2 separate regions of the Homo sapiens genome follow, and region 2 is linked to region 1. A link is an interaction called in ENCODE POLR2A ChIA-PET data of the cell type or tissue named here. Cell type or tissue: OCI-LY7. All regions are shown on one strand. Region 1 overlaps NUMB (NUMB endocytic adaptor protein). Region 2 overlaps NUMB (NUMB endocytic adaptor protein).

Region 1 (5,000 bases):
ATATTTTCAATATAGTATTTGGGACTGCTTTCCTTGCAAGAGTTAAGGAAGACTTACTTGGCTACTACAGGAAATATCTTTCCTTCATACCACCAATGCTAGATAATTTTCAAAAACAAGAATGAATCAACTCTTTAAAATAATAATTCAAAATTATGTTCACTGATGAGATTTGAAGTCTATTACATCATGAATGTGATGGAAATTGTACACCTTTCATCAGAGACAATAAATAATATAGCTTTTAACAGCTTTATTTTTTTTAATTTATAATAGAGATAGGGTCTTGCTACGTTGCCCAGGCTTTTATCAAAACCCTAGGCTCCAGCAATTCTCCCTCCTTGGCTCCCAAAGTGCTGGGATTAAAGGCATGAGCCACCACACCAGGCCAGATTTTAACAGCTTTCTACAAATACAGATTTTTCTTTCATTTGACCAAATCCTTATCTAAGGAAGATACAGGGCTTAAATTCTGAAATAAAAACTATTTCTACTTGAATTGCGAAGATAAATATATTAACTCCAGGGAAAAATAAGCTGGTTCTAACTGGCATTTAGAACTAATTTAAAATCATTAACAATATCAGTAAATAAAATAATTCAATAAAAGCAATGATTTTAATAACAAAATCAGTAAATAATATAATGCTCAATTGTTTTTTTCTAGTAGTAGGATTAATGGTTTCCACTGTTGTCAAAAACTCACATGTATTTGGAAGAGGACCAGGTACAGTCACATCTTGGTATCTGAGGGGGACTCGATCCAGGACCCCATGGATACCAAAATCTGCAGATATCCCAGTTCCTTATGTATAATGGCATAGTACAGTCGGTCCTCTGTATCCATGGGTCCCACACAGGAGGATTCAACCAATCTTGCATCAAATATATTCGGAAAAAAAAATGGATGGTTGTAATGAACATGTACCTACTTTTCTTTCTTGTCATTATACCCTAAACAATACAGTATAACTATGTACATAACATTTATATCATATTAGGTTGGTGTAAAAGTAATTGTGTTTTTGCTATTACTTTTAATGGCAAAAGCTGTAATTACTTTTGCACCAACCTAATATTAAGTATTATAATTAATCTAGAGAAATAATTCAAAGTATACGGGAGAATGTGTGCAGGTTATATGTAAATACTACACCATCTTATATAAGTGACCTGTGCATCTATGGATTTTGGTATATTGGGGTCCTGGAATCAATCCCCCACTGATACCTGTATTTGCATATAACCTGCACACATTCTCCCATATATGTTATATAATCTCTAGATTACTTATTAATATAATACCTAATACAATGTAAAAGCTATGTAAATACTTATACTGTATTTATTCGTATTATTTGTATTGTTTTATTTTTTATTGGGTTTTCTTTCCAAATATTTTCTATCAACTGCTGGTTGAATCCAAGGATGCAGAATACACAGATAAGGGCTGACTATAATATGATAGATAAACAGCCTGTGACCACACAACAAAATATTAGCTTCATTTACCCCATGTTTCAGTCTAATACACCAAAATAAACCAACCACAAAAACAAACTGAAGTAGTAAATGTTTAAAATATATGTAATGTTTTGGTGTTTGTTTTTTGATACAGAGTCACACTCTGTCGCCCAGGCTGGAGTGCAGTGGCTCGGCTCACTGCAACCTCTGCCTCCCAAGTTCAAGCAATTCTCCTGCCTCAGCCTCCTGAGTAGCTGGGATTACAGGCATGCACCACTACTCCCAGCTAATTTTTGTATTTTTAGTAGACACGGGCTTTCGCCATGTTGGCCAGGCTGGTCTCGAACTCCTGACCTCAGGTGATCCGCCCACTTTGGCCTCCCAAAGTGCTGGGATTACAGATGTGAGCCACCGCGCCCAGCCTTAAAATACCTGTAATGTTTTAAAGTCGACTCTGGTTTTCCTAGCTGCCACAATGCTTACAATAACAGTATCTGGAATATTAGCCCATCCTAAAAGAGAAGTCTATAATAGATCTAATGTGATAATTATTAATAATTAACAATTACAATTTGTTAAGTGCCCACTATGGGCAAAATGCTATACACTACACAAAATGCTTTTCATTTAATTCTCACCATCACCCTGATGTGGAGGATAGCATAAGCTCCATTTTATGGATGACGAAACTGAATCTAAAAGAAGTTTAATAAACTGCTCAATTAGTAAATTAACGATAAAGTCAAGATTCAAAATCATGGTCACACAATTATAATGAATTTTGTCCATTCTGTCATGCTGCCTCTGGACATAAATGATGCTCTTTCAATTTCATAACATGGCAGTCACAAATATATTTCTGTCATCAGCAGGCTATTCTATGGTTCTGTGAGATACTAGTTTGGAGGAAAAAAAAGTTTTATCTTGATTAAAGAATACTGGGAGCTAGGCTGGGCGCAGTGGCTCACGCCTGTAATCCCAACACTTTGGGAGGCCAAGGCAGGTGGATTACTTGAGGTCAGGAGTTTGAGATCAGCCTGGCCAATATGGCGGAACCCTGTTTCTACTAAAAATACAAAAATTAGCCGGGCGTGGTGGCACACGCCTGTAATCCCAGCTACTCGGAAGGCAGGATAATCGCTTGAACCTGATAGGCGGAGGTTGCAGTGAGCCGAGATCGTGCCACAGCACTCCAGCCTGGAAGACAGAGCGAGACCCCATCTTAAAAAAAAAAACAAAACAGAATACTGGGAGTTAAAACTTCTTATAACAAAGTCGCTTATATTAAAAGAAATTAAGTAAATAAACCAAACGCAGTGACTCACGCCTGTAATCCCAGCACTTTGGGAGGCCGAGGCAGGAGGATCACTTGAGGCCAGGAGTTCAAGACTAGCCTGAGCAACACGGTGAAATCCCGTCTCTACTAAAAATACAAAAAAGTTAGCTGGGCATGCTAGTTGGCACCTGTAATCCCAGCTACTTGAGAGGCTGAGGCAGGAGAATTGCTTGAACCCAGGAGGCGGAGGTTGCAGTAAGCCAAGATTGCACCATTGCACTCTATCCTGGGCGACAGAGCAGGACTCTGTCTCAAAAAAAAAAAAAAAAAAAAACAAAAAACAAATCTACACTTCGGGAGGCTGAGGCAGGCAGATCACGAGGTCAGGAGTTCAATACCAGCCTGGCCAATATGGTGAAACCCCATCTCTACTAAAAATACAAAAAACTAGCCAGGTGTGGTGGCGTGTGCCTGTAGTCCCAGCTATTCGGGAGGCTAAAGCAGGAGAATTACTTGAACCCACAAGGCGGAGGTTGCAGTGAGCCAAGATTGAGCCACTGCACTCCAGCCTGGGCAACAGAGGAGACACCGTCTAAAAAAAAAAAAAAAAAACCTACAACAAAAATTAGCCAGGCATAGTGGCATGCCCCTGTAGTCCCAGCTACTCGGTAGCCTGACGCAGGACAATTGCTTGAACCTGGGAGGTGGAGATTTCAGTGAGCCGAGATTGTGCCACTGCACTCCAGCCTGGGCATCTTTAAATAAAATAAATTAAGTAAATAAACCTTCACAAATTATCTACATGATAAAATCAAAATGTACCTGAGATGTACATATGCACAAGTGACTAGACGAAAGTATCACTATTACTTTTCCAAAGTCAAAGGTAACCAAGGCCAATCTTAAATAAAGTTACAAATTTAGCTGATTTCTGTGTCCCTGGTTGCCCCAGCTTTGCCTTTATTCAGAGCTAAGCAGTATTCTACAGTTTTTCCCTCTTCTTCCCTAATTAAACTAGAAATGTTCCAAATTAACTATAATTCACCTTAATATAATCAAGTTACCATAATTAAGATTTTGCTGTCCTACTCAGGTAATTGAAGACTTTGATCTTGGTTAAAAGAACGTAAGATAGCCTGAGCACGGTAGCTCATGCCTGTAATCCCAACACTTTGGGAGGACTGCCTGAGTTTAGGAGTTTAACAAGACCCTGTCTCTACCCCCCAAAAAAAAAACTGGCCAGGCGTGGTGGCTCACGCCTGGAATCCCAGAACTTTGGGAGGCCAGGGTGGATGGATCACCTGAGACCAGGAGTTCAAGACCAGCCTGACCAAAATGGTGAAACCTCATCTCTACTAAAAATGCAAAAATTAGCGGGGTGTGGTAGTGCACACCTGTAATCCCAGCTACTAGGGAGGATGAGGCAGGAGAATCACCTGAACCCAGGAAGTGGAGGTTGCGGTGAGCTAAAATTGTGCCATTGTACTCCAGCCTGGGCAACGAGAACGAAACTCTGTCTCAAAAACAAAACAAAACAAAACAAAACTGGGCAGCCTGTAGTCCCAGCAACTGGAGAGGCTGAGGCAGAAGGATCACCTGAGCCCAGAATGTTGAGGCTGCAGTGAGCCGAGATCATGCCACTGCATACTCCCTCCACGTCAAAAGAGCAAGACACCGTCTCAAAAAAAAGGAACGTAACTTATCAGCAAACAAGTGGGGAGAAACAGGGTTTTCGTGGGTAGAGAGGGGGAAGTCACTGAACGTTAATTACTAATATAGCAACTCCTTGGTTAATGCATTTAAGATGACTGGGGGTCTCTTCCTAATCCCATACTCCACTGGAGAGGACAAGTGGGAAAGGTTGGTCTAGTTAAGGTTGCTGGGGACCTCCCAAGAGCTGCAGAAGCAGAGATAAGAAGAGCCTTCTTCTAAATCCACATGGTCCTTCCAAGGCTCTCATCCTCTAGGACTACCACTTCTCAGTCTACTTACTTGTCTTCTGACATGCTTTCTTGAGGGGAAGAAAACAAAGGAAGAGTAATAACAAGCAGCAGAAACTGCAGAGAATGAAAAATAAGTCCATAGGAGAATGTTGCAAATAGAATCATCCTCCTTTACATATGTCACTCCAGGAAAACTGCCAAGAACCACTCATTCCTCTAGATACACTTCCTGTAGATCCTCCAGACTCCTCCCTTAAGCACGTCAGTATTCTCCTTATTCTCCCTTCATTTCAATCCTCCTTTTGCCTCAAGATTTC
Region 2 (5,000 bases), 150 kb before region 1:
AGTATGGAGGCAGTCTAGTACGGTGACTAGGAACCAAGCTGTTGTTTGGATTTGAATTCTGGTTCTGCAAGTTACTCCTAGTATGATCAAAGGCAGGTTAATTTAACTTCTCTATGCTTCACTTTCTACATCTGTATAATGATGTTAATAATCTCATATACCTCATAGGGTTACTGTGAAGATTAAACGAATTAATGTATACGAAAGGTTTAGAACAAGGACGGTCATATAATTTACTCTACAAACTGGGAACCCTTTGAAAATGAAAGAGATGACTCGTCATTTACATTAGGTATATCTCCTAATGCTATTCCTCCCCCCTCCCCTCACCCCACAACAGGCCTCGGTGTGTGATGTCCCCCTACCTGTGTCCAAGTGTTCTCATTGTTCTAGAACTTAAAGTACAATAAAAAAAAGGAGAGATGACTATTAAAACTGATAAATGGGTGTTATAATAGGGCTGTTCCAGGCAAATTGGTAGAAGAGTCATTCACCAGCAACAGTAACTGCTCATATTTAACCAACCCTCATGTAACATTTAGTATTTTGCTGGAAGGTAAGCTCCATGAGGGCAAGGTTTCTTCCATCTATCATTCACTGCTGTATCCCTGGAACTTGAACAACATCTGGAACAGAGTAGCAGTTCAAGAAATATTTGTTGAAAGAAAAAATACGCTAAATATCTGTTGTAGGAAACAGGAGACAGCTGACCAGTGATATACAACATTGCCAAATGGCACTGACAATCCTAAGATATTTAAATTTGCAGTTTAATCAATCTGCTCATTGTATAATTGTAGCCTGCAGTGTTCAGTATCTGAGGCAACAGATAGGACTACTTCAAGGTTGGAAGACTGAAGAAGGGAAAAATAAAAGGTCAGTTTAGAATGGGACTGTTCTCCAGTTAGTCTCCTTACAATATTCAGGGAAATGTAACATTTTCTTGGCCCAATTATATGCTTGTTTGTTTGGAGACAGGGTCTTGCCTTGTTGCCCAGGCTGCCATACAAGTGGCACAGGACAGCTCACTGCAGCCTTGAACTCCTGGGCTCCAGTAATTCTCCCACTTCAGCCTCCCCAGTAGCTGGGACTACAGGCGTGCACTACCATACCCAGCTAATTTTTAAACAATTTTTTGTAGAGACAGGGTCTTGCCCTGCTGCCTAGGCTGGAGCACAGTGACATAATCATAATTCACTGCAGCCTTGAACTCCTAGGCTCAAGCGATCCTCCTGCTTTGGCTTCCCAAAGTGCTGGGATTACAGGTGTAAATCACCACACACATCCCAATTATATGGTTATAAAAACATGTGTGGCCGGGTGTGGTGGCTCATGTCTGTAATCCCAATACTTTGGGAGGCCAAGGCAGGTGGATCGCTTGAGGCCAGGAGTTCGAAACCAGCCTGGCCAACATGCTGAAACCCCATATCTACTAAAAAATACAAAAAATTAGCCAGGTGTGGGGGCACGTGCCTGTAATTCCAGCTACTCAGGAGGCTGAGGCAGGAGAATTGCTTGAACCTGGGAGGCAGAGGTTGCAGTGAGCTGAGATCACGCCACTGCACTCCTGCCTGGGTGACACAGCGAGACTCCATCTCAAAAATAAAAAAAAATAAAAAAAATTGTGCTTTTTGAGATAGGCCTTAATAATTTTATAGTATTGTACTAATGTATCAGTAAGGAATCATATTTGTCATATTTCATGGCCTCTGATCTCTCTGAAGAGGGGAAGAAAACAGATAATACGAATTCTTGTATTTGTTCATACTTCTGGGTGTGGGTTCTTGTACATCATTATAGTTTGCCACATTATAGTTATTTAAGTCAGGTACTGAAATATTAATGATTAGAGATGCCTATAGCTGAAATTAAGCCCAGCCTTCCTCTCACAAATTCTATAGTTGCAATACTTCCACATTTCTTTTTTTTTTTTTTTTTTTTGAGACGAGTCTTACTCTGTCGCCCAGGCTGGAGTGCAGTGGAGCAATTTAGTCTCACTGCAACCTCTGTCTCCTGGGCTCAAGTGATTCTCATGCCTCAGCTTCCCGAGTAGCTGGGATTATGGGTGCATGGCCCCACACCCAGCTAATTTTTTTGTATTTTTTTTGGTAGAGATGAGGTTTCGCCATGTTGGCCAGGCTGGTCTCGAACTCCTGACCTCAGGTGATCCGCCCACTTTAGCCTCTCAAAGTGCTGGGATTACAGGCATGAGCCACTGCGCCTGGCCAATACTTCCATATTATTTGTAAACTTGAGTCTTTCATTCTGACCATATAAACTAAGATTTCTGAGCACTTTTAAGAAAAGAAGATAAACATGGCTGAGAGAAGACTGTCTGCCCTAAAACTGTCTACTTGAAACCAGTACCCTAGGCCATCAGGCCGCAGTTAACTAATCAAAGGACTGAAAAAAAACTACATTAAATATCAAATGTAGAATTTACATACAGGCCGGGCACAGTGGCTCAAGCCTATAATCCCAGCACTTTGGGAGGAAGCCGAGGAGGGTGGATCACCTGACGTCAGGAGTTCGAGACCAACCTCACGAACATGGCGAAACCCCATCTCTACTAAAAATATAAAAATTAGCCGGGTGTGGTAGCAGGTGCCTGTAATCCCAGCTACTTGGGAGGGTGAGACAGGAGACTCCCTTGAACCCGGGAGGTGGAGGTTGCAGTGAGCTGAGATCGCACCATTGCACTCCAGCCTGGGCAACAGAGTGAGACTCCATCTCAAAAAAGAAAGAAACAAAGAAAAAAAAGAATTTACATACATCTTAGTGGCACAAACACCTCTTTAAAAAGACAACATGCTGGCCAGGCATGGTGGCTCATGCCTGTAATCCCAGCACTTTGGGAGGCCAGGGCCAGTGGATCACCTGAGGTCAGGAGTTTGAGACCATCCTGGCCAACATGGTGAAACCCCGTCTCTACTAAAAACACAAAAATCAGCCGGGCGTGGTGACATGCGCCTGTAGTCCCAGCTGCTCTGGAGGCTGTGGCAGGAGAATTGCTTGGACCCAGGAGGCAGAGGTTGCAGTGAGCCAAGCAAGATCACACTACTGCACTCCAGTCTGGGTGACAGAGCGAGACTCCATCTCAAAAACAAAACAAAACAAAACAAAAAAAAAACATGCTTCAGGAACTAATAAAAATGTGGAAGTGGCAACACAGATGTTCAGACATTCAGAATTATTTTATCATCGCTGCTCTAACACTTTCTACTTTAATAATAATTTCAGTTATAGGTAGAATTCACACTGACAAATGTATCATGAAAAAGTTTCACAATAAAGACAAAAATCCTTTTTTTTTCAAAGAAAACCGATCTAACATGGACAGAACTTTAGTAACTTGGAATTTAAATTGGTGAAATCTGAGCAGAAGGATCAAGCTAACCAAAAGTGAAAAATGAAAGTATAACTTTCTCAAGTAATTACTCTACACTATAAATATCCAGCTTAGTATTTTAAAATTATTATCTTCCTTAAAACCTTTTATTATGGGTAGATATAAACCAATATAGCAACTAAGCAGGTTCTGACACTGAAGAAAATAGCAACATACAGTGGATCTATTACAAATTACTAAATCAGGAAACTTGTACCAGAAGAGAAATGCACAGGTAATCTTAACACGAAAAAAATTGGTGAAGGAACATAAAATGGAAAATGGCACAGAAATAGTAACAAGCTCAGCACACTGTAAGATGACTTTCTCCTAAATATAAAAGCTACGTACAGTAAAAGGCAACTGAAATAACCAATTGCTATCTACCTATCTCCAGGCTTTGTTTCTTTAAGTAGAAACCACTGTTTCTTTCTTTCTTTCTTTCTTTTTTCATTAGAGACAGGGTCTTATTCTGACACCCAGGCTGGAGCACAGTGGTGTGATCACAGCTCACTGCAGCCTCAAACTCCTGGGCTCAAGTCATCTACCCACCTCAGCCTCCTGAGTAGCTGGGAGACCACAAGTAAGTACCACCACACCTGGCTACTTTTTTATTTTTATAGAGATGGTCTTGCTATGTTGCCCAGGCTGGTCTCAAGTTCTGGCTTCAAGTGATCCTCCCACCTCAGCCTCCCAAAGTATTAGGATTACAGATGTGAGCCACTATGCCCAGCTGAAACCACTTTTTAAAAATAAATTGAAAAAGGATGAAAATGACAAGTTGGTGATATACATGGTAGGTGGAAAGATTCTTACACTGCTCTTTTATTTCATCAGTATAATTAATGTTATCCTTAGGAGAAATGAGTTGGAGTTGGAGGAATGAGTTTTGTTTTGTTTTTTTTGAGGCAGAGTCTTGCTCTGTCGCCCATGCTTGGAGTGCGGTGGTGCGATCTCGGCTCATTGCAACCTCCACCTCCTGCGTTCAAGCGATTCTCCTGCCTCAGCCTCTCAAATGGCTGGGATTACAGGTGCCTGCCACCACGCCCAGCTATGGCTAATTTTTGTATTTTTAATAGAGAAGGGGTTTCACCATGTTGGCCAGGCTGGTCTTGAACTGCTGACCTCAGGTGATCCGCCCACCTCAGCCTCCCAAAATGCTGGGATTACAGGTGTGAGCTACCGCGCCTGGCCGAAATGAGTTTTTAAATTGTTGAAATTAGGGATTAGCAACCGTTTTTTGTGAAGGACCAGACAACAAAATATTTTAGGCTTTTCAGGACATATGATCTCTATTGCAACTACTCAACTCTATCATTGCACAAAAGCAGCCATAACAATATGTACACAAATGGGCATGACTGTGTTCCAATAACATGTTATTTACAAAAACAAATACAGTAGTGGGCCATAGTTTGCGACATCTGATACAATCACAATCTCTATAATTAATTGAATCTTCTTGGAAAGATAATTCATTATACTGAAATATTAGACCTGTTGGAACTGTGTCCCCGAATTCATTTTCTTTTTTTTTTCTGACAAATGTATTTATATCCTACCTATTTTAAGGTGCCATCCAACTCTAAAATTCTATGATCCCCAAGATCAC

What was found. ChIA-PET counts read pairs that join two places held together with the same protein. Peaks named below come from ENCODE experiments on the same cell type or tissue, not always from the same donor. Only the 100,000 strongest peaks of a DNase experiment are listed, where the experiment ranks them.
Region 2: POLR2A ChIA-PET joins it to region 1 with 5 read pairs; 16 of 35 experiments call an interaction of 5 or more read pairs at or near these places.

The regions. Positions count from the first base shown.
Region 1 is chr14:73,448,101-73,453,100 of GRCh38, forward strand. The region is part of intron 1 of NUMB (NUMB endocytic adaptor protein); the gene reads right to left. Among named protein-coding and RNA genes, the nearest start is that of NUMB, 7.9 kb to the right of the region's middle. RefSeq lists an enhancer at 4,102-4,161. In OCI-LY7, no CTCF peak of the experiment used is centred here; no DNase peak of the experiment used is centred here; H3K4me3 peaks cover 1,065 bases; H3K27ac peaks cover 1,014 bases.
Region 2 is chr14:73,300,485-73,305,484 of GRCh38, forward strand. The region is part of intron 6 of NUMB (NUMB endocytic adaptor protein); the gene reads right to left. Among named protein-coding and RNA genes, the nearest start is that of PAPLN-AS1, 57 kb to the left of the region's middle. In OCI-LY7, no CTCF peak of the experiment used is centred here; a DNase peak (open chromatin) is centred at 3,017; H3K4me3 peaks cover 1,160 bases; H3K27ac peaks cover 1,887 bases.